2 separate regions of the Homo sapiens genome follow, and region 2 is linked to region 1. Evidence: chromatin contacts called from ENCODE Hi-C data. All regions are on one chromosome and are shown on one strand. The core of a region is the stretch at or near the end of the contact, and the rest is flanking DNA. Distances in the headings are between cores, read along the strand shown. Region 1 overlaps LOC105377159 (a long non-coding RNA gene). Region 2 overlaps LINC00877 (long intergenic non-protein coding RNA 877).

Region 1 (3,853 bases), core at 510-3,009:
GATGCGGTATATGAAAGGAAGGAAAAACAGGATCTACTGTGAGCAGATGCAAGGAGGAGAGATTCTTAAACCAGAGGCAGGGATGTGGGTGTCCCCCAGCTCCAACTAGCGGAGTAAGCCCAGCTGGCCTGGTACCAAGAGATAAAAGTAGATCTTTGAGAAAAAGAACCCCAGGTTGTCCTGGCTGACTCTTTGACAGCATCTCTGGGTAAAACAACCTGCAGGAAGTCCTTCCCTAACTCTCTTCTCTGAGGCTCAGTGTTCTCATCAGCAAAATGAGTATAAGAATTCAAACTTCTGATCAGGCATGTGGTGATTCACGCCTATATTTCCAGCATTTTGGGTGGCCGAGGCAGGTTGCATCACTTGAGTTCCAGAGTTCGATACCCACCTGGGCAACATAACAAGACCTCGCCTCTAAAAAAAAAAAAAAAAGAATTCAAACTTCTTGGGGGGAGTTGTGAAGATTATCTGAGGTTCAACTGACTCCTAACTTGAGACCCAGTTAGTTATTACATAATAGTCACAAATTCAGTTGGCAGCACTCAAAAATTTATTTCCTAAGGGTAGATTTTTTACAAAGTGGGGTTCCAGTCCCAGTAATCTTTCATTCCTTGACAATACCAATTAATTATGATTGCTTGTTGTGGCTTCTCAGCCTCAGCACTGACATTTTGGGCTGGATACTTCTCTGTTGTGGGGGGCTGCCCTGTGCATGGTAGGATGTCTAGCAGCACCCCCAAACCCCACCCACTAGAAGCCAATAGCAGCTGCTTCTTAGCTGTGACAGCAGAAATGTCTTCCAGACATTGCTAAATGTTCCCCTAAGGGGTAAAGTCATTCTCTCCTCTAAGAACCACTGTGATAATAGCATAAAATACAAATATATATTCGTATAAACATGTATTAAGATATTGTGTTGAATGTGTACTGTAAGCCCTATATTATGCATATCCCATTGGGGAAGCTTATCAATGTGGACTGAGCCAGCTGAGGTCTCTTAAAATAAAGTCCGTATAAATTGGAGGGAAGACACCACTTCCTGAAGTAGGCAAGCCCGAGTGTCTTCCTGCCCCTAGGGACTTTCAAACTGCATTAAAAATGAGAATCATCTGTCTCAAAAATGTTTCCTTGTCAAGTTAATTGAATGGAGGAGGAGGTGGGGCAATGCCCAATCACCTCTTCCGCCTCCGTTTTAGCAAAAGCCAAAGGGCTTCTGGGAGCAACATCAGGATTTGTGTAGTGTTGGCGTCTTAAAGTCATGCTTTACTTTTTAACGATTCTTTTTAAGTTATAAAAATAATGCCGACAGCCAAGCCATGGCGGGTGGGAGGGAGGGATGGGGGTGTCCACAGGTAAAGACCAGGAAGATAGCAAAATTCAATTGAAGGCTGTCCTAGACGTTGCATGGAAGCCGCGGTTGCCTCTCACTAGCTGGTGTCCTTGGGCTAGTTACCTAATCTCTGACAGGGCTGACTTCACAAGCCTGTGTCCCAGGCAGTCACTCAGGGCCTGTGATCAGAAGGACACCTCACTTGGTTTAACAGTCTGCTGTGGTTTCAGTCTTGAAGTTCTTAATTTTTAAACCAAAGACCCCACATTTTTATTTTACACTGAATGTCCTAAATCATGCAGCCAATCCTGCTCTCTGAACTCAGTTTTTACATCTGTAAAGTGGGGGTCATGACACCCTCCCATTGCAAGACGACTGTGAGGGTTACACACTAGTCCAGGGGCTGACAGCTCTCAGCACTGCAGTTCCCTGCCCGGCCATCCCAGTGGCTGAAACAACAGTGTTTGCAGTCATTCTCAGGCCCCATCTCAGAAGGAAGTCTTTAACGACGGGCCTGAGACCATGACTCTGAGCTTCCGGAACCTTTGAAATTCTCTCTGTTTATTATTTTTGTGACTACCATCTGTTTCCTGTAGCAATGAACTCTTTAAATGAAAAGGTCTGTGGACTGAGGGGTGGAGCAGGAGGACAGCGGGGAGACTCCACCCTCCAGGGCAGCCTGGCTGGGGAGGAGAGTCCCCAGGGGAGAGTTGGCAGAGCAGAGCAAACAAGCAGCGTCCCCAGAGTGCCTGCAAGGCAGGAAGGAAGATCGCCTTCTCACGTTGCACCCTGTTCAGCTTTCCGAAGAGGGAGACAAAGGTGGAGTTGGAGCCAGTCCTCAGATTCGCGTGACTCCATGGCCCATCTTTTGCCTCCCTCTGCACGCCATGAGCTTCTGTAGTTAAAGGGCTCCTGGGGGCTGCGGCTCACCATCGCCCCACCTCCGCAGGTGGACTCTGGCAGGTTCAAGGAGGTAGAAGTGCTGAGGGACCCTGTCCTCTTGTCCTTTCTATCACTGCTACCCCAGCAGGTGTCCAGGCCCCCACCCCATCTCCACAGTTTGCAGATGGCCTGCGATGCTGAAACAGGAACATCCATGAGGGAGAAGTCGAAGGTGCCAGACAAGCACTCGGGACATGGCTGGAGGTTCCCCTCTGAGCTAGGAGGTCCCACCAGCTGTCCACAGAAAGGACCACCTTTGCAACTCCCATGTGTTGATGCTGTATGGTAACGCAGTAATAAGCTGGAGGGTGTGGAGGTGCTGACTGAGAGCCCTTGGGCATTGTTGGTGGGTGACCCAAGTCCCCTCTCCAGGAGGGGCTGGGCAGTACCTGGAAACTGAGTTTCCTCCAGCCCACATGGCCGCAGGACCTCTCTCCTTTATTGTGTCCCCTCCATCTCTCTTCCTTCCCCACCCAGAAGAAACCTTGCCATCTCCAGGCCCAGAAATTCATCTTGTTCCCAGCTCTCCTCCCCACTTCCGTCACTGATGCCCATCAGTCCTTCTCCTCCCCGCAGGCCTAAGATTTTGCAACTCCAAGGCCAAGAGCTGACATTCTCTTCTCTCCGAGTTGCTGCCTCTCCCGAGGCAATGAGAACAAAATGCACACAGCAGCCAGAATGGAGGAGGGGACGAGGGTAGAGAGAAACACCAGGAATAAAAACCTCATGCCTTCATACTTTCAGAGTCACCCGCCACCCCACTACATGCTCTTGAGGATTTATGGCAAGACCCATGATGATTTTTTTTGCTGATTTGTTTCACAAAAAAAAATTGACCTATGACTGTGGGAATGTGTCACCAAAGGAAAATAATCTCTTAGGTGACAAGATGCTGGAGGAAGGAGAGGTCCCCTTGCCTTGTGCCTCAAGACACCAAACTATCAAAGGAGGCACAGGGAGAGACCCAAAGCCCAACATTACCTGGGCTGGTACTGATTTCTTGAGGCTGAAACCAATCAAGTTTTCTCAGCCCCAGGCCCCTGTTCCTCCACGCTCTGAAGATGACCATCTGAGGCCTTTAGAAAGTCACTTTATGAGACAGTGGTCTCATAACAGTGGTCCATAGGTAGTGGTCACCACAGAGTCTATGATGAAGCCACAGGGGAATTTGTGGGAGTTTTAATGTTCAACAAGAAAGCCTACTTACAGGGAAGTTAGACGTGCTTCCATCCTTTGCTTCTTTCAATGGCAGCATTATTTAGCCAGTACGTTTTAATACCTCCGTTAATTAGCATAAAAAATATTTTGGAAATGTCCTCACCCACCTTGGGAAGGCTCCCAGCCAGGTTACAAGGGGAAGTCTTCTCTTTTCCCCTCAGTAAGCGGGAGCAGCTGCAGATAGACTAACCATCGTCTACCTTCTTGTTGGTGAGAATAACTGTCCAACCAGCAGCACGGAGGCAGTTCTGAGAATGAAGGAGCTTGCTCAATGACTAATCCGGAAAAGAAAGTCCCTCATCCTAATTTAGAAGGTAGCTCCAGTTCGTGGCTTTGCTAAACTGCACCTCCTTTAGTCAT
Region 2 (3,853 bases), core at 363-2,862, 230 kb before region 1:
CCCATCTCAAGACCCTCAACATAATCACATCTGCAGAATTCCTTTTACAGTGGAAAGTAATATATTCACAGGTTCCAGGGATTAGGATATGGACATCTTTGGAGGGCCATTATTATTATTATTATTTAATTTAAAAAGAGACAGTATCTCACTATATTGCCCAGGCTGGTCTTGAACTCCTGGGCTCGAGTGATCCTCTTTCCTCAGCCTACCAAAGTGTTGGGATTACAGGTGTGAGCCACCGTGCTGGCCTGGAGGCCATTGTTCAACCTGCAAAAATATGCTGTCTGTTCCCAAAGTTTTATGTCTATCTCAACTGCATTGACCCATTCTTAAAAACTCCCAACCCATTACAGCAATCAACCTGAATCCAAAATCTCATCTAAGTCTTATCAGGTCAAAAGTTTCATTTCTCATCACATAAATCATCGAATATAGGCATGGGTGAAGCTCTGGGTATAGTCCAGTGTGTGGCACAATTTCTCTCTATCTGTGGACCTATGAAGCTAGCAAAGAAATTATCTGCTCCCAAAATACAAAATGAAACACACTCCACCAGGGTAACAGCACTCCCATTCAAAACGAGAGAAGAAGGAAAGAAAAAAAAGAGTCCCTGGTCCCAAATGTTTTCTAAATCCAACCAGAAAAACTCCATTAGGTTTCAAGGCATGGCTCTCAGCTCTGCCTTCAGAGCCTATAAGGTCTGCTCTCACAGTCATCTTTCCTTCTTCATAAAGGGTAATACTTGTTTGCAGCTGTAGTTTCACCCACCTGTTTCCTGTCTGTAGAATTTTGGTGATCTGACAACCTTCTTTCATTTTGTTCTCTCTGTCCCTTTCAGGTCAAGCTGGCAGTGTTTTGGGGCACATACCATTCTTAAAAGCCTTGTGAGTTTCCTGCATATGTCACATGGACTCACTCCATTTGACCATCAGGCCAAATCAAACCTATTGCCTCTTTTTGTAAATGAAGTTTTATTGCAACACAGACACACCTACCTGTTCATTTACATATTGTTGATGGCTATTTACATGATATAACAGAGTGAAGGGTTGCAACAGAGACAGTGTGGCTCAAAAGCTGAGACTATTTACTATCTAACCCTTTTCAGAAAATGTTTGCTGATGACTGGCCCAGAGCCAAAACCCAAATAAGTAGTAGCGTTTAAACAAATGACAGGCTTGGGTGGGTTGCAAAAGCGGGGCCGCTTGGAGGTAGTGAATATTTCAGATGTTGTGCGGGAGGTGTGAGGAGAAAAGTGAGAAGCGGTGAGGGACGAAGGAAGAGGAAGTGAGAGCCATGGACTTCAGAAGTAAACTTGAACTTCTTGGCAAGTTACCTTGGAAGCCTGGGGCCAGGGTCATTAAGCAGCAAGATTACCATGAAGGAAAAGAGTGAACCAAAAGAAAGTAAGGGGAGAAATTCAAACTGGGCTCAATTGTGACAGAAAAGAAAAATCACACCTAGAGCAGTACACTGAGTCCCTTAGTATGCAAGAACCACATTGCCTCCTCCTCATCCTCCCTCTGAAAAGAAGCCCGCTGTGCACACCTATGGGACAGCCTTTGCTTAATTCTATGTGCCAGCGGCAGCTTCCCAGTAAGCCTTCTCCCCTTTGCTTTTGCTCCGTGGAAATGAGAACACGCCAAGGGTGACGTTTGTGTGTGGGTTTTGGCGCTTTCACAAAAAGCTTCATTAGCCTTATTTAGAATATGATTGCTCCTTCAATCCCTGTGCATAAATGGATTTCAGGTGACCATGCCTGTCACAGGCCCCTGCTCGCCTGGTTACTGGCTTGAGGTATTCTTTGGTTTAAACAAAGCAGGACAAATAAAGAGCAAAGACCCACTCAGGGCCCTAGATGTTCATAGAAACTGATTTCCCCTTAAAAAAACAGCTCACTGTGGGAGTTGTAAATAGGAAGAAATGAACCATTTAAGAGAGTCTTTGAGACTACTGCCTGTTGGAATGGAACCAGTTTGGGGTTTGGGGTGGAGGTGGCATGTCAAATTTGTGGTTACTTCCTAAACACACACAAACTGTTTCAATATCTGATTTGAATATGCTACAACTGCCCCCTGCCAAAACCCTGCCCAGCAGTCTTTCTCCCCACAAACAGCTAAGCCAAGAACCCCAGGACAATTTGCTGTCTGTGCTGATAGACTATCTGGGGTTTCTAAAGCAGGCGATGTATTCTATTTCAGGAAATCAGACCAAATAAAAATCATTCCAATTAAAAAGTGCCACTGGGCAAGTAGAACAGCAAGTGCCCACCTCACACAAAACAGACCAACCACAAAGTGCAGGCTTTCATATATGTTGTTGATGGCAGAGTCACTGCCTTAGAGCCTCGAGTTTATTCAATGGGATAAAAGTTGCCTGGTAAATTGGGCTGAGAGGATTTTTTCCCAGAAGGCCATCACAAGGCATTTTGATGTACTTATCATTTACAAGAGCCTAGAGGAATCTAAAAGTGATTTTGATTTCAAATACTATAGAACCCAGTTATTATATAGCTTATTAATACTGAGCTTCAAATAACCATCAGATATATTCTGAGACACACACATATGCACACACATACACATACACACACATACACACACACACACCCTCTGTACAGGCTTGTAATATGAGGCCTGTGATGGTGATGTCTCATGTTATTTAGGGAGTCGGGTTCTAAATTTCTACAAAGATGAAAATTGTGTACAGTTAAAGGTGCATTTGGAAAATCCCTTCAAATGCCCACTAGCACAGTGAGGTGCTTGCACCGTGAGAGGTAGGAAGTAAATCTGATTACTTCAGCTCTCACATGCCCCTTGCAGGTGAGGATGGGCAGAACCAACACCATGTCAGCCCTCTTTTTCACTCTTCTTGCTGAGGGCATGGAGATGAATTCACTTTAGTTAACTGTATAGGTTATATAATTTCACCTTGATCAGCTCACCCCCAGGAGGGTTAGTCCTGTCTACAAATACAAAAGCCACTCGTGTCTTTTTTGTAGGAAAAATTCCTCACTACCTGGTAAGGAAGACCCTCCATTGTCTCAGCCACTAAAAACACTCCCAGTGTCTTCCATCCCTTTTTCTTCCCCTTTCTCTCCTAAAAAGACTGACTTTGGCTTTTGAAAATTGGTTAAACCTTCTCTCTCTCCCTCTTTTCTCTCTTTCTCATTAGCATTTCTAAGTGTAATGTTCAAAGCTTCCAATGGGGACAATGCCCTGAAATTTCAGACAGCTCCAAAGGACTCCTTCCCACGCTGATGTAGGCACTTGAGTTTTGAATTAGCAATTTCCCAGCACAACCTGAATTCTAGAAGTTAGGTTACAAGTGGATTGATGAACTTTATTATTCAGACCTTTTCAGTTAAAAGTGCCAGAAACCAACTCAAAGCTTAAGTAAAATGGGGAAGTTTTTTTGACTCATGCGAGTGAAAATTTGAATGTGGTATTAGCCTTGGGATGCTAGTGAATCGAATGACAAGGATCTCTTTTCCCTCCCCTTGCCTTCCTCTTTTCCACTGTCCCTTCCTCCCTCCCCATCTCTTCTTCCTTCCTTTCCCCCTTTCTCCCTCCCCTGCATAGACTTAGCTTCTCTTTTCTCTGTAGGTTGGGGCTGATTCCCTCTTACAAGAGGACTCCATTCATTTATGGGGTTGGGTGAACTGCATCCTTCACTCACATCATCACATCTTAGGGCCGTCCAAGGAAACAGTGATTTCTCTCTTCTGGTGCCCAAAGGTGTGTCAACAAAAAGAGTCAAACTCTGTAAAATATTTGAAGAGATTTATTCTAGCCAAACATGAGTGACCAATGGCCTGTGACACAACCCTCAGGAGATCCTGAGAACATGT

The links. A loop is a pair of places that touch in the nucleus more often than their neighbours do. Pooled maps may share reads with other maps.
Region 2: a loop to region 1 is called in a pooled map, with 8 times the contacts of the local background. The contact joins two enhancer-like sites. A Hi-C loop is called at or near these places in 1 of 168 maps with a recorded cell type or tissue (B cell), 16 of 37 single-sample maps with no recorded cell type and 6 of 50 pooled maps.

The regions. Positions count from the first base shown.
Region 1 is chr3:72,308,757-72,312,609 of GRCh38, forward strand. LOC105377159 (a long non-coding RNA gene) reads right to left here. Exons shown (of 3, transcript XR_940960.2): 3 at 3,596-3,741. Among named protein-coding and RNA genes, the nearest start is that of RYBP, 140 kb to the right of the region's middle. RefSeq lists enhancers at 1,590-1,899, 2,080-2,259. Within about 2 kb of position 1,760, at least 17 of the 41 ENCODE cell types and tissues checked have a DNase peak (open chromatin) inside an H3K27ac peak, as active enhancers do.
Region 2 is chr3:72,076,884-72,080,736 of GRCh38, forward strand. All of the region lies in intron 2 of LINC00877 (long intergenic non-protein coding RNA 877), which reads right to left. Among named protein-coding and RNA genes, the nearest start is that of LINC00877, 22 kb to the right of the region's middle. RefSeq lists enhancers at 1,316-1,405, 1,476-1,605, 1,726-1,775. Within about 2 kb of position 1,613, at least 3 of the 41 ENCODE cell types and tissues checked have a DNase peak (open chromatin) inside an H3K27ac peak, as active enhancers do.